2 separate regions of the Homo sapiens genome follow, and region 1 is linked to region 2. A link is an interaction called in ENCODE POLR2A ChIA-PET data of the cell type or tissue named here. Cell type or tissue: Panc1. All regions are shown on one strand. Links, peaks and the distances in the headings refer to the core of each region. The heading gives the core; the rest is flanking DNA. Region 1 overlaps LOC124900214 (arf-GAP with GTPase, ANK repeat and PH domain-containing protein 2-like). Region 2 has its middle 26 kb from the start of UBR2.

Evidence for each region. Peaks named below come from ENCODE experiments on the same cell type or tissue, not always from the same donor. Only the 100,000 strongest peaks of a DNase experiment are listed, where the experiment ranks them.
Region 1: POLR2A ChIA-PET joins it to region 2 with 5 read pairs; 20 of 35 experiments call an interaction of 5 or more read pairs at or near these places.

What each region holds. Positions count from the first base shown.
Region 1 is chr6:42,456,561-42,466,678 of GRCh38, reverse strand. LOC124900214 (arf-GAP with GTPase, ANK repeat and PH domain-containing protein 2-like) reads right to left here. Exons shown (of 4, transcript XM_047419627.1): 4 at 9,495-9,943. LOC107986596 (a long non-coding RNA gene) reads right to left here. Exons shown (of 5, transcript NR_171668.1): 5 at 9,495-9,943. Among named protein-coding and RNA genes, the nearest start is that of TRERF1, 9.7 kb to the right of the region's middle. In Panc1, for the core only: no CTCF peak of the experiment used is centred there; no DNase peak of the experiment used is centred there.
Region 2 is chr6:42,532,489-42,542,606 of GRCh38, reverse strand. No RefSeq gene overlaps it. Among named protein-coding and RNA genes, the nearest start is that of UBR2, 26 kb to the left of the region's middle. In Panc1, for the core only: no CTCF peak of the experiment used is centred there; no DNase peak of the experiment used is centred there; H3K27ac peaks cover 381 bases.

The DNA of each region.
Region 1 (10,118 bases), core at 3,094-8,093, 76 kb after region 2:
GCGGGGCTGACCCCCACCTCCCTCCTGGACGGGGTGGCTGCCGGGTGGAGACGCTCCTCACTTCCCAGACGGGGTGTCAGCCGGGCGGAGGGGCTCCTCACTTCTCAGACGGGGCGGCTGCCGGGTGGAGGGGCTCCTCACTTCTCAGATGGGGCGGTTGCCAGGCGGAGGGTCTCCTCACTTCTCAGACGGGGCGGCCGGGCAGAGACGCTCCTCACCTCCCAGACGGGGTCGCGGCCGGGCAGAGGCGCTTCTCACATCCCAGATGGGGCGGCGGGGCTGAGGCGCTTCCCACATCTCAGACGATGGGCGGCCGGGCAGAGACGCTCCTCACTTCCTAGATGTGATGGTGGCCGGGAAGAGGCGCTCCTCACTTCCTAGGTGGGATGGTGGCCGGGCAGAGAGGCTCCTCACTTTCCAGACTGGGCAGCCAGGCAGAGGGGCTCCTCACATCCCAGACGATGGGCGGCCAGGCAGAGACGCTCCTCACTTCCCAGACGGGGTGGCGGCCGGGCAGAGGCTGCAATCTCGGCACTTTGGGAGGCCAAGGCAGGCGGCTGGGAGGTGGAGGTTGTAGTGAGCCGAGATCACGCCACTGCACTCCAGCCTGGGCACCATTGAGCACTGAGTTCATTAAAATGCTTACATTAAGAAAAAAGAAAGGTCTAGGCCGGGCATGGTGGCTCACGCCTGGGATCCCAGCACTTTGGGAGGCTGAAGTGGGCATATTGCTTGAGATCAGGAGTTCGAGACCAGCCTGGCCAACATAGTGAAACCCTGTGTCTACTAAAAATACAAAAATCAGAAGGGTGTGGTGGCTGATACCTGTAATTCCAGCTACTTGGGAGGATGAGGTGGAAGAATAACTGGAACCTGGGAGGGTGAGATTGCAGGGAGCCAAGATCAAGCCACTGCACTCCAGCCTGGGCGACAGAGTGAAACTCTGTCTAGAAAGAAAGAAAGAAAGAGAGAGAGAGAGACAGAGGAAGGAAGGAAGGAAGGAAGGAAAGAACGAAGGAAGGAAGGAAGGAAAGAAGGGAGGGAGGGAGGGAGGGAAGAAAAAAAAACCCACAAAGGTCTCAAAGCAACAAATTAGTCTTCTACCTTAAAAAACTAACAAAAAGAAGAGCAAAATAAAATCCAATGCAAGCAGAAGGAAGGAAATAATAAAGAGGAGAACTCAATAACATTGATTACAGAAAAACAATAGAGAATATCAATAAAATAAAAAGATCTCCAAGCTCAGATAGGTGAATTTCTATTAAACTTTTAATGAACAAATAGCACCAATTCTACACAATCTTTTTCAGAAAATAGGAGAGAAAGGAACACTTCCCAGTTCATATTATGAGGCTGGACAAAGACAATACAGGAAAACTATAGACCAATATCCTTCATGAACAGTACACAAAAATTTTCATGAAAAATTAGGAAATTGAATCCAGCAATATGTAAAAAGAATAACATTTGGCCAGGTGCGGTGGCTCACACCTGTAATCCCGGCACTTTGGGAGGCTGACGTGGGCAGATCACAAGGTCAGGAGTTCGAGACCAGCCTGCCCAACATGGTGAAACGCTGTCTCTACTAAAAATAGAAAAATTAGTCAGGCATGATGGCGCGTGCCTGTAATTGCAGCTACTCAGGAGGCTGAGGCAGGAGAATCGCTTGAACCCAGGAGGCAGAGGTTGCAGTGAGCCGAGATTGTGCCACTGCACTCCAGCCTGGGTGACAGAGTGAGACTCCGTCTCAAAAAAAAAAAAAAAAAATTTCATGACCACATGGGGTTTATCCTAGATCCTAGGAATGCAAGGCTGGTTCCATGTTCAAAAATCAATTATTATAATCCACCAAATTAAAAAACCAGAGAGTAAAAATGACAACAGCATATCAAACAAAGCAAAAAGAAAGCATTTCAAAAAGCCCAGCATTCCTTAATGGTAAAAACCCTCGGCAATCTAGAAATAAAAGAGAATTTCCTTTATTTGATAATTTACAAAATACCAAAGTGAACATCATACTTAATGGTAAAAGACTGAATACTTTCCCCTAGGATAGAAAGCAAGGCAGGGATGTCCACTTTCATCTCTCCTATTCAATATGGTACTGGAAGTCCTAGCCAGTACAGTAAGGCAGAGAAAAAAAGTAAAAGGCATACAGATTAGAAAGAAAAATACTGTTCCTATTTGCAAGTGATGATTTTCTATGTAGAAAATCCCAAGGAATATCCAAAGAAACTCCTACCCTAATTAATGAATTTATTATAGTCCCAGTGTATAAAGTCAACTCAAAAAAATGTATCATGCTTCTATATATTTTATTTTAAAATTTGGAAACCAATATTTTAAAAAATACTAATTAAAATTTTAAAATGAGAAATACTTAGGTATAAATATACCAAAACTTGTGCAGGATATCTATATGCTGACAAGTATGAACACTGATGAAAGAAACCAAAGAAGACATAATAAATGGAGAGACATAATGTGGGTTGGAAGATTTAATTTAGTTAAAATGTCAAATTCTTCTCACATTAATCTATAGATGTAATGCAATTCCAATAAAAATTCCAATAGGACTTTTGTAAGTATACACAAGCTGATTCTAAAATTTATTTGGAAAGGCAAAGGGATCAGAAGAGCCAAAACCATTTTTAAAAAGAAGAATAAAGCAGGAAGAACAGGTCTACCCGATTTTAAGACTTGCTGTAAAGTAACAGTAATCTGGATAGTGTGCTATTGGCAGAGGATAGATGCACAGGCCAATTAATAAGGATAAAATGTCCAGAAATAAAGTCACAAATGTGGATTGCTGAAAAAGGTACAAACGCAATTAAATGGAAAAGTGATAATCTTTTTAACATGTGGTGTTGGAACAACTGACATCTGTATACAAAAATATTCCACAAAAAAAATAAAAACAGGCTGGGAACAGTGACTTGCACTTGTAATCCCAGCACTTAGGGAGGCTGAGGTGGGAGGATTGCTCAAGCCATGAGTTCGAGACCAGCCTAGGCAACATAGAGAGAGCTCATCTCTACAAAAAAAAAAAAAAAAAAAAAAAAAAAAAAAAAAAATGAGCCAGGAGTGGTAGTGCATGCCTGTAGCCCCAGCTACTTGGGAGGCTGAGGTGGGAGGATCACTTGAACCTGGGAGGTCAAGGCTGGAGTGAGCCGAGATTGTGCCAGTGCACTCTAGCCTGGGTGACAGAATAAGACCCTGTCTCAAAAACAAACAAACGAACACATAACAACAACAACAATAACAACAAAATTAAAAACAAAAAAGTTTCATCTCAATCTCACACCTTATATAAAAATTAACTCAAAAATGCATCATAGATGTAAAAATAAAATGTAAAACTATACAACTTTTAGAAGAAAACAGTAGAAATGTACATGATTTGGGATTAGGGAGTGTTCTTAGACCTAACATCAAAAGTACAACCTGGCCGGGCGCGGTGGCTCATGCCTGTAATCCCAGCACTTTGGGAGGCCGAGGCAGGTGCATCATGAGGTCAGGAGATCGAGACCATCCTGGCTAACACGGTGAAACCCTGACACTACTAAAAATACTAAAAATTAGCCGAGCGTGGTGGCAGGCGCCTGTAGTCCCAGCTACTCGGGAGGCTGAGGCAGGAGAATGGCGTGAACCCGGAAGGCAGAGGTTGCAGTGAGCTGAAATCGCGCCACTGCACTCCAGCCTGGGCAACAGAGGGAGACTCCGTCTCAAAAAAAAAAAAAAAAAAAAGTACAACCCATAAAATGGGAAAGTAACAAATTGGATTTTATTAAAATTAAAAGCTTTGGCTTTGTGAAATACACCGTTAAGAGAATGAAACTGTAGACTAAGGGAAAATATTTGCAAATTGCATGTGCAAAGGAGTTGTACCTAGAAAAACTCCTCAAAGCTCAATAGCAGGAAAACAACCAAATTAAAAATCAGGAAAACATCTTGTTAGTTTAATACTTTTCTTTTCTTTTTTCTTTCTTTTCTTTTCTCTTTCTCTCCTCTCTCTCTTTCTTTCTCCCTTTCTTTCATTCTTTCTCGCTTTCTCTCTCTCTCTCTGTCTTTCCTTCTTTTTTTTTTTTTTTTTTTTTTTGAGGCAGACTCTCACTCTGTCGCCCAGGCTGGAGTGCAGTGGCACAATCTCGGCTCACTGCAAAACCTCCGCCTCCTGGGTTCAAGAGATTCTCCTGCCTCAACCTCCAGGTAGCTGGGATTACAGCCGCCCACCACCATGCCCAAGTAATTTTTGTATTTTTTTAGTAGAGACGGGGTTTCACCATGTTGGCCAGGCTGGTCTTGAACTCCTGACCTCAAGTGATCCGCTGCGCCGGGCCTAGTTTTTTTTTTTTTTTTTGAGATGGAGTCTCGCTCTGTAGCCCGGGCTGGAGTGCAGTGGTGCAATCTCGGCTCACTGCAACCTCTGCTTCCCAGGTTCACACCATTCTCCTGCCTCAGCCTCCCAAGTAGCTGGGACTACAGGCACCTGCCACCAAGCCCTGCTAATTTTTTTGTATTTTTAGTAGAGACAGGGTTTCACCGTGTTAGCCAGGATGGTCTCGATCTCCTGACCTTGTGATCTGCCGCCTCAGCCTCCCAAAGTGCTGGGATTACAGGTGTGAGCCACCGCACCAGCTAGTTTAATTCTTACAATCCTTAAAGCAAGGATTTTACATCGTGATATTAAACATCGTGATATTAAACATCATGATAGAAAACCAATGACCAATGACTTTGTTTCCAGTGCCTTTATAAAAAATAGTACTTTATAGATAATTTATGTCAGTGTACACGGGGTATACAAGTAATTGAGATTTTAAATTTTACTCTGTTTAATATTATGGGAAACTTATAAGCTAGGTATTTTATTCACTTCAGTTTAATGCAAGTGGTTAGCTCTTCCAGAAAGTTTTCTGTGACTTTTTTTTTTTTTGAGACCGAGTCTGGAGTTCGAGACCAGCCTGGCTAACATGGTGAAACCCTGTCTCTACTAAAAATACAAAAATTAGCCGGCCATGGTAGTGGTGGGGGCCTGTAACCCCAGCTACTTGGGAGGCTGAGGCAGGAGAATCACTTGAACCTGGAAGGCAGAGGTTGCAGTGAGCCGAGATCATGCCATTGCACTCCAGCCTGGGCAACAACAACTACTACTATATCTATCTATCTATCTATCTATCTATCTATCTATCTATCTATCTATCTATCTATCTAATCTATCTATCCTGAATAGGTAAATCCAGAGACAGAGGCAGATTAGTGGTTTCCAGGGGCTGAGGAGAAGAAATGAGGATTAACTGCTTTATGTGTAAAGTTTCCCTTCAGGATGATACAAATATTTTGGAACTAGATAGAGGTGATGGCTACACAAGATTGTGAATGTACAAAATGCCACTTAATCATACACTTTAAAATGGCTAAGTTTGTGTTCTGTATATTTTACCTCAATTTGAAAAAGAAGGTTGTGTCTCTGGAATCTTGTTTATGTTTGTAGAAAAATCTTTATTTTTCAGGGAAATCATAAAGAGTGAATCTAGCTCTGCCCATTTCTGAGCTAGGAACTATGAGTGGAATCCAAATGAATCAGAGCCACGCTGTTTTTTTGAAAGTGAACTGGATAGTCTAATAATGTGCTGAGGAATTCAGTAGTCAGAATGGTTACAAGTTAGCATAATGTATTCCCATTACACCACCTTTTCAATGCTCCTCCTATGTAAAAGGTATCAATAAATATATAATTGAACCAAAATCCTCTTTGTTGGAATATATTCTATTCAGCTGCTATTGCCCAAGTGGCCCTTGCAAATCTTGGGATGCTGTGCCTGTGAAAGCATTTTGTATTGTGATGGTGGCCTCAGGGTGAGGGAAGTGAGGATCAAGGGGAATGGGCTGTTTGCAAAATGTGGCTTCGGGGCCTGGAATGTTTAAAAAATTTTGAAATCCCAGCCTTTTCTTTTCATTAGTGATGACCCTTTCAAACACCCAAGCCTCTTTTCTTGAAATTCTTAATCTCGTTTTTCCTTTAAAAATGTATAAAATCCCGTGCATGATACATGCCGAATGACTGTCCTTTAAAAATCATTACAATGTAAAGTTCTTTACTGAAATTTGTTTATTTGTATTTTATTTACTCTTAACCATGATCCTGAAATTTTTAGGTACAAGTTCTGGGCTGGATCTTCTCTGATTGCTCTTTATAGACCTACTTGCTACCTTTCTCTACTGTACCCTAGGCCCTGGAAGGCTGACCTCCATCGATTCCATCAGTGGGCTCCCATACCCTCTGGCTTCCTGTCAGGTTCAGCCGTGGGAGGCACAAACAGATCAGAGGGTAGGAAGAGAAATAATTTGGGATACGTATTTATCCACCTCCCTCTCTGCAGGCTATGAATTGGCTGTGGTTGTGTTCTTCTACTGAAGGCCACAGCTCCTTTTAGGTGGGCCTCTCTTACAGCTACACCTGTGGCCACAACTTCAGCAATCACTTTCACTCCATTGCAGATATTTTTTTTCTTGCTGTTTCTGAACTAGGAATGGTAAAGGCTCCATATTGGTTTTGGTCCTTTGGTGCTATACCACCCCTTGCTGGTTTCCCTTAATCCTGCACACACGTAATTTGTGGGGCCGGTGCAATGCAGGGTCCTTTGTTCAAAAATTACAAAGGTCGGCCGGAGTGGTTCATGCTTGTAATCCCAGCACTTCAGGAGGCCGAGGCAGGAGGACTGCTTGAGGCCAGCAGCTCAAGATGAGCCAGGGCAACATAACTAGACTCTTCCATTTCTATATACATTTTAAAAATTCCAAAGAATTTAAAGATGGGGATTGCAAAGCATTAAACTAGTGTGTGGCCCCTCTAATTTTGAGGTCTAGTTGCACAGGTTGCACACCCATGGAGCTCGGTCCTGCCTGCACTGTATTGTAAATACTACTTACCTTAAATGATCTGCAGTTATCTATTGAGAATACCACCTGTTTCCTGCCAGAATTCTTTCTGATACAAGGTCTCATGTGTTCTCTCTCCCACTTAAAAAGAATTGTGGCTCCATTAGGGAATCTGGAAAACTAGCTGTAATCTATACTCACTGTGCAATTTAAAACTTTAGTAGATTTGCATCTGCAATAGGAAATTAACTAATTCTCTCTTTTCCTCACCCTCACAGCTAAAGCCACTCATTTGGGACTAACTTGAAGCTGGGAACTATTGTGGGCCACCATAGCCCTTGCATGCCACCTACTATTGCCACAGCTGAAATGTGTGACTCCCAAGCACGCCTCCTGGGCAGGTGCAGGAAGTTTTAGGAGTTACCCAAACCAGTTGATCACTTCTAGTTTTTTGTATTGGATACAGAATCTACTAAATAGGCTAATTAAAAAATATATGGCTTAAGCTGAGAACCTTCTCATATCCTGGAACCTATTTTTCTCTCTGGCTAGAAACTTACCCTAGATAGCAATCTCTTAGTATTACTAAACAAATATCAGTTAGGCCTCTGGTCTTGAGTAAGGCCAGCTCTCTCAATACCATCCTTAACAGAATTGAGGGTTGAAGTTACTACAATAAATTATGCTGCCTTGTTGGTTTCAAATGGGAGTTCCATAAACCCTCCTGTGCCTCAATTTTCTGTTTTTGTTTTCATTGCTTTGGTTGTTGCAGATTCAAGGATGGCAAAGAAACAAGGGTTTGAGAAACACCCTACAACCCTATTGTTTCATTGCTTTCACTTGCCACTGAAAGTGAACGACTCGCCTGCCTCTGGATCACTGGGACTGCTTCAACAACTGCATGAATTATATCCATCACTCATCCCTAAAGCACACACTTGATTTGTGCTATCCCCTTCATTTGGTCCTGTTGCCTCTCTGAGACTTCATTCTGCAGCAGTGGGTAGAAAGGCAACTGAGGTGGTATTTCCCCCTCCATGCTCTTGTCTATTTTTCCATGCCTGCAGTTTGTCCAGTTTTTAAGAAGCTCTCCCAAAGCTCCACCTTTAATATAAAGGGAAGTATTTTATAGAAGGGTTCACTTATTTGAAGAGTTACCAAATATATTGTCTTATCTTTTCCCCAAAATGCACACTTTCTCTTAAAGAGGACAAACTTTCATTTCAAAACGGGGTCATATGTAAAAATCATTCCAGCTGCTTAAATCCAGAGCATGGAAAAATTACTCCAAGAACAATATACAAATGCTCACTGGGCCTAAAACGTTTCGTTTGATTATGGACTGGATACATTTCCATTCAGCTCTGATTTGTTCCTGAGATAGGCAAATAACCAGCGTAGCCTCAGAAATGATCCTTCTCTTGGGAAAGCCAGCAGCATTGTGGACAGTCTAGACAACTAGAAGGAGCCAGAGAGTTCTAGCATCTAAACTGAAAACGAGGGAAGTCAGTCACAGTTCTGGACTGGGTGGCAGAACCGTGAGCAGAGTTGAGAATTTCACCCAGTGCATCTGATTCCAAGTCTATAAATTCTTGAGGTGTCTCTGCAGTGATGCACATTTTCAGGGAAAACCAGCCCCTAACTTTAATTTGCCTGTTCCTGTCACCCAGTCCTTCTGCCATTTACCTTCATATATGCTGTCTTCTGTGGAATTAAATGCGTCCTTAACAATTACCTGTCTACCTTGCTCTTTTCAGGGCTCAGGTCTGACTTACATGCTACCCTGAATGGCTCATGGTGACAAAAAATGCCATTTCTGGATGCCTATTATGTACTAGCATTGTATTTTGTTAACTTAAAAAATGTTAGGCTGGGTGCAGTGGCTCATGCCTATAATCCCAGCACTTTGAGAGGCTGAGGTGGGAGGATCCCGTGAGCCCAGGACTTTAAGACCAGTGTGGGCAAAATCGCAAAACCCGTCTCTACAAAAGAGAAAAATTTAGCCAGGCATGGTGGTGCACACCTGCAGTCCCAGCTACTTGGGAGGCAGACGTGCAAGGATCACCTGAGCCTGGGAGGTTGAGGCCGCAGTGAACTGTGATTATGCCACTGCACTGCAGCCTGGGTGAAAGAGCAAGACTGTTTCAAAAATACATGTATGTAATTATTTATAACAGTAATAATTCAACAAGCCTCATAATTTTTAATTTTAATGCTTAAAAGGGTTATGTTTATTTTACTTTTAAATTTATTTCATTTTATTATTTTTCAACCTGATCATCTCAGACAATAAATTTATTTCAAATGTATTTGAAACATGTCAAATATTCAACAGCAGTAGGGAAACTAGTATGGAAAGTTCCATATGGGAAATGGAATAATGAATAACTTCAACAATTTTCCGTATTTCACTAATCTTGTTTCATTTATTTAGTGTTTTGATGGGGAGGGGATGGAGTATTGGAAAGCAAATCCTAGATATATTTTCACTCAAAATGCCTCATTATGTATCTGTAATAGATAAGAACTTAAAAAAAACTGCAATGCCATTATCATATCTGAAAAAGTGATTAATTTCTTAATATCAGATAGTCTACATTTTGTCTCAAAAATGTCTTTTAAAAAAATCTTATTTATTCAAATCAAATCCTCACAAGATCTAAATATTGTATTTAGTTGTTACTAACATTTTAGAATGTTATTTATTTTAGAAGTCATTTATTTACATGCATTTAACCTTTATATTAAACCAACGCAGAAGGTATGGTCCCAGCTCAGAGAGGTTAAGAAACCTTACCAAGGTCTCATTGCTGGCAGGCACCGGACACATAATTTGAATTAAATCTTCTTAACTCCAAAGCCTCCATGCCACTCCTTCTGATGCAGGCTAACAGAATTTTTCCTGTGTTGCAGAGAGGCAAAAGGGCCACTATTTAAGAGAGAGGGTCCGGGTGTGGTGGCTCATGCATGTAATCCCAGCACTTTTTGAGGCCGAGGCAGGCAAATCGCTTGAGTCCAGGAGTTCGAAACCAGTCTGGGCAAGAATGGTGGAACCTCATCTCTACAAAAAAATACAAAAATTAGCTGGGGGTAGTGGCGTACACCTGTAGTCCCAGCTACTGGGGATGCTGAGGTGGGAGGATCACTTGCGCCTGGGAGGTTGAGGCCACAGTGAGCTGACAGCTAACCCTGATTGCCTCCATAGACTGTGCCACTGCATGCCATCTGGGCTGACA
Region 2 (10,118 bases), core at 2,713-7,712:
GCCTCCCGAGTAGCTGGGACTACAGGCGCCTGCCACCACGCCCGGCTATTTTTTTGTATTATTTTAGTAGAGACGGGGTTTCATCGTGTTATCGAGGATGGTCTCGATCTCCTGACCTCGTGATCCGCCTGCCTCGGCCTCCCAAAGTGCTGGGATTACAGGCGTGAGCCACTGCACCCGGCCTCAACCTCAAACTCTTACCTAGCTTATATATCTCTTTGCGAGATTGATTATTTTCTCAACGTTATCTCCCTGAAAAAAAAAATCTGGGCTTGCCGCTCTCCATGATGGGTGCACATTTTGTATCCCTTTGTCTTCTGTCATGGTCTCCTGGGATTCCCTTAGCCTGTGATAGAGCTCCAGTTTCCTGGACATTCTGTCTTCCTTGTTTTGTTTTCTTTACTGTCATGTTTGGATAAAACATACCCTTCAATAGCTTCATAAGGAAGGGTGCATGGGGGGTAAATTTTCTCACATCTAAAATATTTTTATTTTGCTCTCATACTTGAAAAATGGCTGGACATGGTTTCTCTAGATTGAAAATCATTTTACTCTAGAATTTTGAAGGCATTGCTTTTTTGCTTTCCAGCTTCCTGTTGAGAAGTCAGAAGCCATTTTTGTCCCTGATCTTTTATATGGGTCCTTTGGCTTTCTCTCCAGAAATGTGGAAGATATTTTTCTTCGTCCCCATTGTGAAATCTGCATGATGTACCTTAGTATAGGTCTATTTTAATTCTTTGTGCTGGACACTTTTAATTTGGAAACTCATACTATACATTTCTGGGCAATTCCCTTGAACTATTTCTTTAACGGTTTCCTTTCTTTCATGTTCACTGTTTATTCTTTCTGGGACTCCTACTATTTGGGTCATGTTCCACCTGAACTAGCCTTCTAATTTTCTTATCTTTTCATTCCTATTTTCTACCTCTTTGTGTTTGAACTCTACATACTTAGAGATTTCCTCAACATCATCTTCCAAACTTTCTGTATATTAAAAATAATCTCTGCTATCATGTCATTAATTTGCAACGGCCCTCTCTCATTCTTTTCCCTGTGAATATTTTTTTCTTTGTAGCACTCTATACTTAGTTTATGGATATGATATTACAATTGCTTTTAACTTTTCTAAGGATATTGTGATAGTTAATTTGATGTGTCAACTTGACTGGGCCCATAGGGTACCCAGATATTTGGTTAAACATTATTCTGGGTTATCTGCAGGCAGGGTGACAAGGGGGTTTCTGGATGAGATTAACATTTGAATCAGTAGACTGAGTAAAACAAATTGCCTTCACCAACGTGAGCAAGCCTGATTCAATCTGTGGTATTCAATTTGAATAGAACAAAAAGGCTGAGCAAGAGGGAATTTGCTTTCTCTACCTTATGGTGTTTGACCTGGGACATTGGGCTTCTGTCTTTGGACATGGACTGGAACTTACATCATCAGCCTACTGGTTCTCAGGCTTTTAGACTGCAGATTTGTGGACTTCTTAGCCTCCATATTCGTGTGAGCCAATTCCTTATAATAATCTCCCCTTTATATATCTACATCTATTATTTATTTATTTATTTATTGCTACTAGCAGGATCAACCAGATAAATATCTATCTGTCTATCTATCTATCCATCCATCCATCCATTTACCTTATTGTTCCTGTTTCTCTGGAGAATCCTAATATTCATATTAATGATAAGATTTGTTTTGTTTTAGTTTTCTTCTCCTTGTGTAATTGCATAATTCATTTTCTCCAAGTTTCTTTTTTCTATTTGTACATTTTAGTTTCTAGTGATCCATGTTAGAAGTTTTCCTCAGATGCCTCAGGTGATCCTTGGTAGTTTGCTCCTATTTAAGCTGATTGGAAACTTTGACAATGCAAGGAAGGATTTATAGGGTGTTCTGGCTGGATGGTTTCATTGGAGGAATGCTTGAGGTCTATACGTTTATGTCTTTACTTGTCAGCTGATCAGATTCCCCAGATGTGTCCTTTCCCATCTCTGTCTGGAAGGGTGCAAGCCAGGCTGCCAATGTTATAGGAGCAGAGGCGGAAGAAGGCAAGAGTTTCTGCCTCTAGTGCTTACACCTAATCCTGTTTTCTCTCCCTTTCTTTCTTTCTTTCTTTCTTTCTTTCTTTCTTTCTTTCTTTCTTTCTTTCTTTCTTTCTTTCTTTCTTCTTTCTTTCCTTCTTTCTTTCTCTTTCTTTCCTTCCTTCCTTCCTTTCTTTCTTTCTTTCTTTCCTTCCTTCCTTCCTTCCTTCCTTCCTTCCTTCCTTCCTTCCTTTCTCTCTCTTTCTCTCTTTCTCCTTCCTTCCTTCCTTCCCTCCTTCCTTTTTTGAAATGGAGTCTCGCTTTATCGCCCAGGCTGGAGTGCAGTGGTGCGATCTCAGCTCACTGCAACCTCTGCCTCCCGGGTTCAAGTGATTCTCCTGCCTCAGCCTCCTAAGTAGCTGGGATTATAGGTGTGCACCACCACGCCCGGCTAGTTTTTTGTATTTTTAGTAGACATGGAGTTTCACCATGTTGGTCAGGCTGGTCTTGAACTCCTGACCTTGTGATCTGCCTGCCCTGGCCTCCCAAAGTGCTGGGATTACAGGCATGAGCCACTGCACCCGGCATCCTGTTTTCTGTGTAGTGTCAAGTGTGCCTAGTGTCCTCCAGACCAGACATCTACCTCACCCTCACCCCCAGTTTACCCTTTTTAGGCAATAAACCACCAATCTGTTGCTGTGGGGAGACAGGGAGTTGGGGGGGCATCTAAGGCTCTAATTGCTTTTATTTATTTATTTATTAACTAGAGAGAGAGAGTTGTGCTCTATCGCCCAGGCTGGAGTGCAGTGTCACAATCATAACCCACTGTAACCTTGAACTCCTGGGCTCAAGCAATTCTTCTACCTCCACCTCCTGAGTAGCTAGGACTACAGGTGTGCGCTATTTTTATTTATTTATTTATTTTTGGTAGAGACAAGTTCCCACTATGTTGCCCAGGCTGGTCTTGAATTACTGGCCTCAAGTGATCCTTCCACCTCAGCCTCCCAGAGTGCTGCGATTACAGGTGTGAGCCACTATGCCAGGCCTCTAATTGCTTCTTAAGTGGTATTTCCATCAGTTCTCTGTTTTATCTCTCTTTCATTTCCAAAGATAAATGGTTCCATCCATTCCTGAGCCTTTTGGGAGATTCTGTCGTGTAAATTGATTTGATTTCTATCTTTCTCCACTGCCACCTTAGGATTCTGTTTTCTTAGGTCTGAGTCATTTACTTATAGCATAGCTATTCATTTGTATATTTATTTTGCAATTAGATACTGAAGTGCATTTGCTTACTCTTAAGTTTTCAAAGTACACAGTACTATAACAACTGCAAATAATGAAAATTTTCCTTCCCTTACTAACTTTTATACCTTAATATTTATTTTAATATTTATTTTCCTTCTAAAATACTATTGGCTTATACCTTCACTACAATGTGAAATAGTAGTAGTGATACGGGCATCCTTGTCTTTTTCCTGGATTTGCTGGGATTCTTTTAGTATTTCACCATTAAGCATGCTGCTGGTTTGGATCTGATTGCATACATTTATTTATTGTGTTAAGGAAATATCTCTCTTTTTTATTAAAAGGTTTGTGTCAGAAATGAATGTATAATTTTTCCAAATACCTTTTGGTCCCCTACAGATTTTTTTTTTTTTTGAGATGGAGTCTTGATCTGTTGTCCAGGCTGGAGTGCAGTGGCACGATCTCGGCTCACTGCAACCTCTACCTCCCAGGTTCAAACAATTCTCCTGCCTCAGCCTCCCGAGTAGCTGGGGTTACAGGTGCCTGCCACCACGCCCAGCTAATTTTTGTATTTTTAGTAGAGGCGGGGTTTCACCATATTGGCCAGGAGGAACTCCCGACCTCAGGTGGTCCACCCACCTTGGCCTCCCAAAGTGCTGGGATTACAGGTGTGAGCCACTGCGCCTGGCCTCCCCTACAGATTTTTAAAATCCATATTCATGAGAGAAATTTGCCTGCATTTTTTCTATTCAATGCTGTATTTTTTAGGTTTTAGTATCAGTGTCATATTGCTTTTGTAAAAAAATAATCTAAAAGCTTGCTTTCTCTCTTATACTTTGGAACAGTTTAACAGCATTGGAACTATCTGGTGAGTAATTTAAAAAATTAGTGTCCAGTACCTGAACAGACTGACCCTCTACCCTCCTTCAAATCAAATAATAGTTTATAGGGTGATGCCTACTTGTAAGTCAGCTCCGCAAGCTGTGGTCTCAGCAACTACAGAGGTAATATTAAATGAAAGACACAAAATTTACTTTCTCGAAGCTTCAGGCAGCCGGAAAAGGAGGAGAAGGGAAAGGAAAAGGAAGAGGAGGAAGTTAATTGTGTTGTTTGGACAAGAATGTAGTTCAACAGACTGTTTTTCTTCAGCCAACAACAAGACAAGCCTGATAAAAAAAGGACGAAGTAAAAGGAATTTCTGCTACTCCTTTCTCCAAAGCTCTCAGACTTGGCCTCACGATTCTGTAGTCTCCTCAAGAGTCCTGTAGAAGATTTCCCAGAGGAGATAGGTAAGGCTGTCTCTGGGCCACTGGAACAAGGTCTGGGGTTGCTGCTTGCTGACAAACAGCAAAGTGCTGTGTTGGTTTAGTGATTTGCTGATCCCTTTTCTTTGATGAAGATGGTGTTTGATTCATTGCATCAGCTTGATTTGGCTAACTCAAGACCTGGCTTTTCACAGTTTATCTACTACCTGGGGAAACACTGAGGTGGAAGGTTCTAGAAAAAGTTCAGTGTATTATAAATGAGAGACTTCTGATTATGTCTGCAAGTGGAAGTTGCTGCTGCCCAAGGCTTGATTTCACCATCAGACAGTGGCCAAATGGGATGACTCTTACAATTCTCCAAGTGTACAGTGAAATGGGGAGGTTTCGAAGATGCCTTCATATTTTAGATGGGCTTGGAGCTTAGACCACTTCCATATTCCCTTTTAACTGTCATAATTGATGAGGGAGTCAGTATAGCTCAAGTGACCAAGAGCATAGACTCTGGATTAGACAGATCTAGTGTGGATCCCATTTCTGCTCTAATTAGCTCCATCAAATTAATGAACCTCCCTGAGCCTCAGCTTATCTGGAAAATGAGGACAGTCATCGAACTTACCTCACTCAGAAGGCTGATGTGAAGATGAAGTGAGATATTGGGTAAAAGGCTCCTGACAGGATGTCAGGCCCATAAGTGAGGACCTATAAGTGATTGTTATTGTTGGTGTTACTATTATTCTATATGTCTTCTGGGACTGATGCTTCTGTCACTAAATAAGTGAATAAAGCTCCTGCTCATGGAGAGAGGCTGTTAAGGGTCAGGCCTGTCTGGGAGTTCGATAGCAGCTGGGGACTTGCCTAAACCGATCCACCCCATGGTTAGCAGGAAGATGCTGATCCCTTAGTCTCCTGTTCTCACTTCCACATCTTTTGTCTTAGGGGAAGTGGTAGGAACTTCTTGGATGTGCAAGCTCTGTCCTCTGAAAGTAGACCAGGGTCTTTATTCTGGTTGTGAGTGGAGAGTGAACTCCAAGTCAGAAAATCTTGTTACTTCTGATTAGTCATCAACAGAGCAAGGCCCCCTCGGGGGACTCACCTGCTCCCTGCACCATCGAACGTGCTCTGAGTATCACACCACCTCTCAACATCTTCTCCTGGACAACCCTGTGCTGCTCAGCTGCTCCTGCCCTCTGACACTAGCCTCCAGTTGGGTTCTCTCTCTGACTGGAATAGCCTGGACTGGTTGTGGATAAAGAAGTTTGCCCCCTCCTTCTCCCTCATTTTGCCCTCTTTGCAATGTCTTTCCTCTCTCTTCCTACCCCAGGGACCCCCTAGTCTTCACTTCCTTCAGTTACCCTGTGTTTTCCCATCCTCTTCCACACTTCTTCCCATTGCAATCACATTTTAAATCCTTTATTCAAAAGTTTAATAAATGAATCTAATTACTTAAAGTATGTGCTAAGCTCTCTTGCTTGTAGTAAATGGCTTTCTTTGGTTTATCTCAAATAATTCTCTTCCTCCAGTGGGAGGGTAGGTTACATAATTATTGTGAAGAACCCACATGGTAATTGGGGGAATCAGGGCACTGCCGGCACCAGAGTGGCTGCCCAGCTGGGCCTCATTGCAGCTACAGCATGGCTGGGGAACCAGAAGTGGGGCCCAGGATACAGAGCTCTGGGGACAGTAACGTGTCCCCCTCTCAGCAGGAGATTGTCTACCTTTTGACATGACTGTGACACAGCCTCCTTCTGCCTCTGATTCTCACACTTTTGCCACTACCAGCTCACCTCTAACCCTTCTTTTCTTTGCCTCATGGCTTCTGTTCTCTACAAGCTTCTACTTATCAAGAGTTCTGGTTCTCAATGGCTTCTATGACCTCATGGCACTGCCTCTTCTTTGGTGGACAGGAGTTTTTACAGTGGAGCCCCTCACGGGCTGCTGCTGGCTGGGCCACTCATTGGCTGACCCTGCATTGGTTTTCCACCCCTGATCCATTCGCCAGTGGACACAGAAGACCCATGGCTCTGGGCTGGGTGTGGTGGCTCACACCTGTAATCCCAGCACTTTGGGAGGCCAAGGTGGGCAGATCACCTGAGGTCGGGAGTTCAAGACCAGCCTGGCCAACATGGTGAAACCCTGTCTCTACTAAAAATAAGAAAAATTTGCCAGGCCTGGTGGCTTGTGCTCCCAGTTACTGTAGTCCCAGCTACTTGGGAGGCTGAGGCAGAAGAATCGCATGAACCCAGGAGGCGGAGGTTGCAGTGAGCCAAGATTGCACCACTGCATTCCAACCTGGGCGACAAGAGTGAAACACTGTTTCAAAAAAAAAAAGAAAGAAAGAAAGAAGAAGACACGTGGCTCTGAACTTGCTCCTCAGCACAGGGACTGTTTGTGTACCCAGCACTCTGAGCTTGGCTTTATCCAGGAAACACCATGATCTTCCTATAAGAATTTCAGTGATTCCCTATCTAGATGATTGGCAGAACCTCATGGGTAAATTTTTAAAAATACAGATTTCTAGGAGACACTTATCTGTAAAATGATTACAGTGATAACACCTACCTCACAGGATTGGTGTGGCTGATTTTTTTTTCTCTTTTTTTTTTCCAAAAAAATAATTCTTTTTGCTATGTTTGTAATGCCAAATGTTTGGAAATCTAAGTTCCCCCAAATGGGAACTTAATAGATCAGTGGTTCTCAAGGTCTGAGAAGAGGAAAGAAGGATAGTGTATCAGAATTACTCGGGGACCCCCATACTTGACCTCTGCAACCAGAATGGAGGGGGGTGCTGAAATTCCCAGACTCTATACCAGCTGCAAACCCCATCTCCACATCACTGCACTAAGTAACTTACAGTATGTCTTTAAAATAGAATCTCGTGTAGCCAATCAAATTGGTTTTGCAGAAGTCCATTTTGTTTAACATGCAAAGAAGGTCATGATGGATCATTGAATTAAAAAAGCACGTTGTAAAACAGGACTATGATTGGATCTAATTTTTAGGGGAAAAAAGTATGTACATCTATGTATACCTAAGGGCCTGGAATAGTAAAAGTATGGTTGGCAGACCTGCTACCCCAGCATTACCAGGGAGCTTGATAGAAATGTAGCATCTGGAGCCCCACTCCAGACCACTGACTGAGAATCTGCATTTTGACAAGATCTCCACGTGATTGGTGTGCACATTAAAGTGTGAGGCTCACTGCTCTAGAACACTGGTTCTTGTCTTGGGTGCTCATTAGAATTCACCTGGGGAGCATGGAAAAAATAATCCTCATGCCCAGGTGGTACCCAGATCAATTTAATCCTAGTGTCTGTGGGTAAAGACTGGCACCATATAGCTTTAAACTCCCAGAGATCTTGATGAGCAGCCAGGATGAAAACAGCTGCTGTGAGGATATATCCTAGGTGTTAGACTGATTGTCCTGCAGATGGTGAGAATCTGGTGGTTCTTCTTTCTGCTTTTCTATATTTTCTGATTTTTGTCTAAGAAGCACATGTAGTTTTTGTAATGAGAAAGAAATTATTTTTAATTTAAAACCCTTAATTAATGCAAGGCTCATCCAAGGTTTAGACAGAAGCCTCAAAATGAGGAAGACGTTTTAGAGGAGGATTTGTAACAGAAAGAGAAAGGAAGGCCAGACATGGTGGCTCAAGCCTGTAATCCCAGCACTTTGGGAGGCCAAGGTGGGCTGATTTCTTGAGGCCAGGAGTTCGAGACCAGCCTGGGCAACATGGCGAAACCTCATCTCTACAAAAATTAGCCGGGTGTGGTGGCACATGCCTGTAGTCCCAGCTACTCGTGGAGCTGAGGTGGGAGGATCACTTGAGCCTGGGAGGCAGAGGCTGCAGTGAGCTGAGATCGTGCCACTCCAGGTTGGGCGACAGAGCCAGACCTTACCTCAGGAAAAAAAAAAAAAAAAGGAAGGGAACAAAAGGCAACACGGGCTAAAATGGTTGAAAGACACCATTTCAGAGGAAAATTAGGAGTCACTCCTCACTCCACCTAACACCTGATCTGGTATATCCCTGACCTGGTACATCTCCTCCACTTGAGAAAGAAGGAACTGAGCATTGCTGAGAGTGTACTAATTACCCAGCAGTGTAATAGGTGTTTCTTCCTTTTTTTTTTTTTTTGAGACAGAGTCTCTGTCGTCCAGGCTGGAGTGCATTGACTCAATCTTGGCTCATTGCAACCTCTGCCTCTGTCGGGTTCAAGTGATTCTCCTGCCTCCCCCTCCTGAGTAACTGGGACTACAAGCGCTCACCACCATGCCCAACTAATTTTTGTATTTTTAGTAGAGATGGGGTTTCACCATGTTGGCTAGGCTGGTCTCGATCTCCTAACCTCAAATTATCTGCCCGCCTTGGCCTCCCAAAGTGCTGGGATTATAAGTGTGAGCCACTGCACCTGGCCTATAATAGGTGTTTCATGGATCCTTATGAACTGTGAGTGTAAAATACACACCAGATATCAAAAAGACTTACTATAAAAAAGAAACATAAAATAGTTCATAATGCTTCATATTAAATACACATTGAAACATATTGTTTTGGATATATTTGGGTTAAATTAAATATATTGTTAAAATGTATTTCACTCGTCTCTTTATCTTTTTAAATTTGACTACTAGAAAATTTAAAATTTCATCTGTAGCTCACATTTGTGGTTCATACTTTATTTCTAGATGGTCAGTGGCAACTAGAGTAGCAGACACATGGGGATTACTTACGCTGGTTGTTCATTTTTTTTTGGACCCCTCCTAAGAGCAGAGAAAGAGGTGAGAGAGGAAGTAACTTCTCCCAAGCCTGTCTGATTGAGGATTGGATGGAAAACAGGTTAAAATGAATTTGAGGACATATCCCTGCCCATTTTCTTTCCTTTAACTTTTATTTTACTTTTTTTTTTTTGAGACGGAGTCTCGCTCTGTTGCCCAGGCTGGAGTGCAGTGGCGCGATCTCGGCTCACTGCAAGCTCCACCTCCCGGGTTCACGCCATTCTCCTGCCTCAGCCTCCCGAGTAGCTGGGACTACAGACGCCCGCCCCCACGCCTGGCTAATTTTTTAAAAATATATATTTTTAGTAGAGACGGGGTTTCACCGTGTTAGCCAGGATGGTCTCAATCTCCTGACCTCGTGATCCGCCCTCCTCGGCCTCTCAAAGTGTTGGGATTACAGGCGTGAGCCACCACGCCCGGCCTAAATTTTATTTAACTTTTTAACTTTTTTTTTTTTGAGGCGGGTTAATGAGACTGCCTAATTTTTGCATTTTTTGTAGAGACGGTTTTGCCATGTTGCCCAGGCTGGTCTCAGGCGATCCACCTGCCTCGATCCCCCAAAGTGCTGGGATTACAGGTGTGAGCCACTGAGCCCAGCTGATGACCATTTTCTTTAGCCTAGTGGTTCTCAGCCTCAGCTGACCACTAGCATCTCCTGGGGAGCTTTTAAAAATCTGATCCTCAGGCACACTACTGTCCAGTTAAATCAGAATCTCTGGAGAATCTCTGTTTTTCAGGTTACTGAGGCTCAGGCAAGATTGAGTCTCAGTATCCTGAAAAAGAGTGAATCACTGCTTTAGCCAGATTTG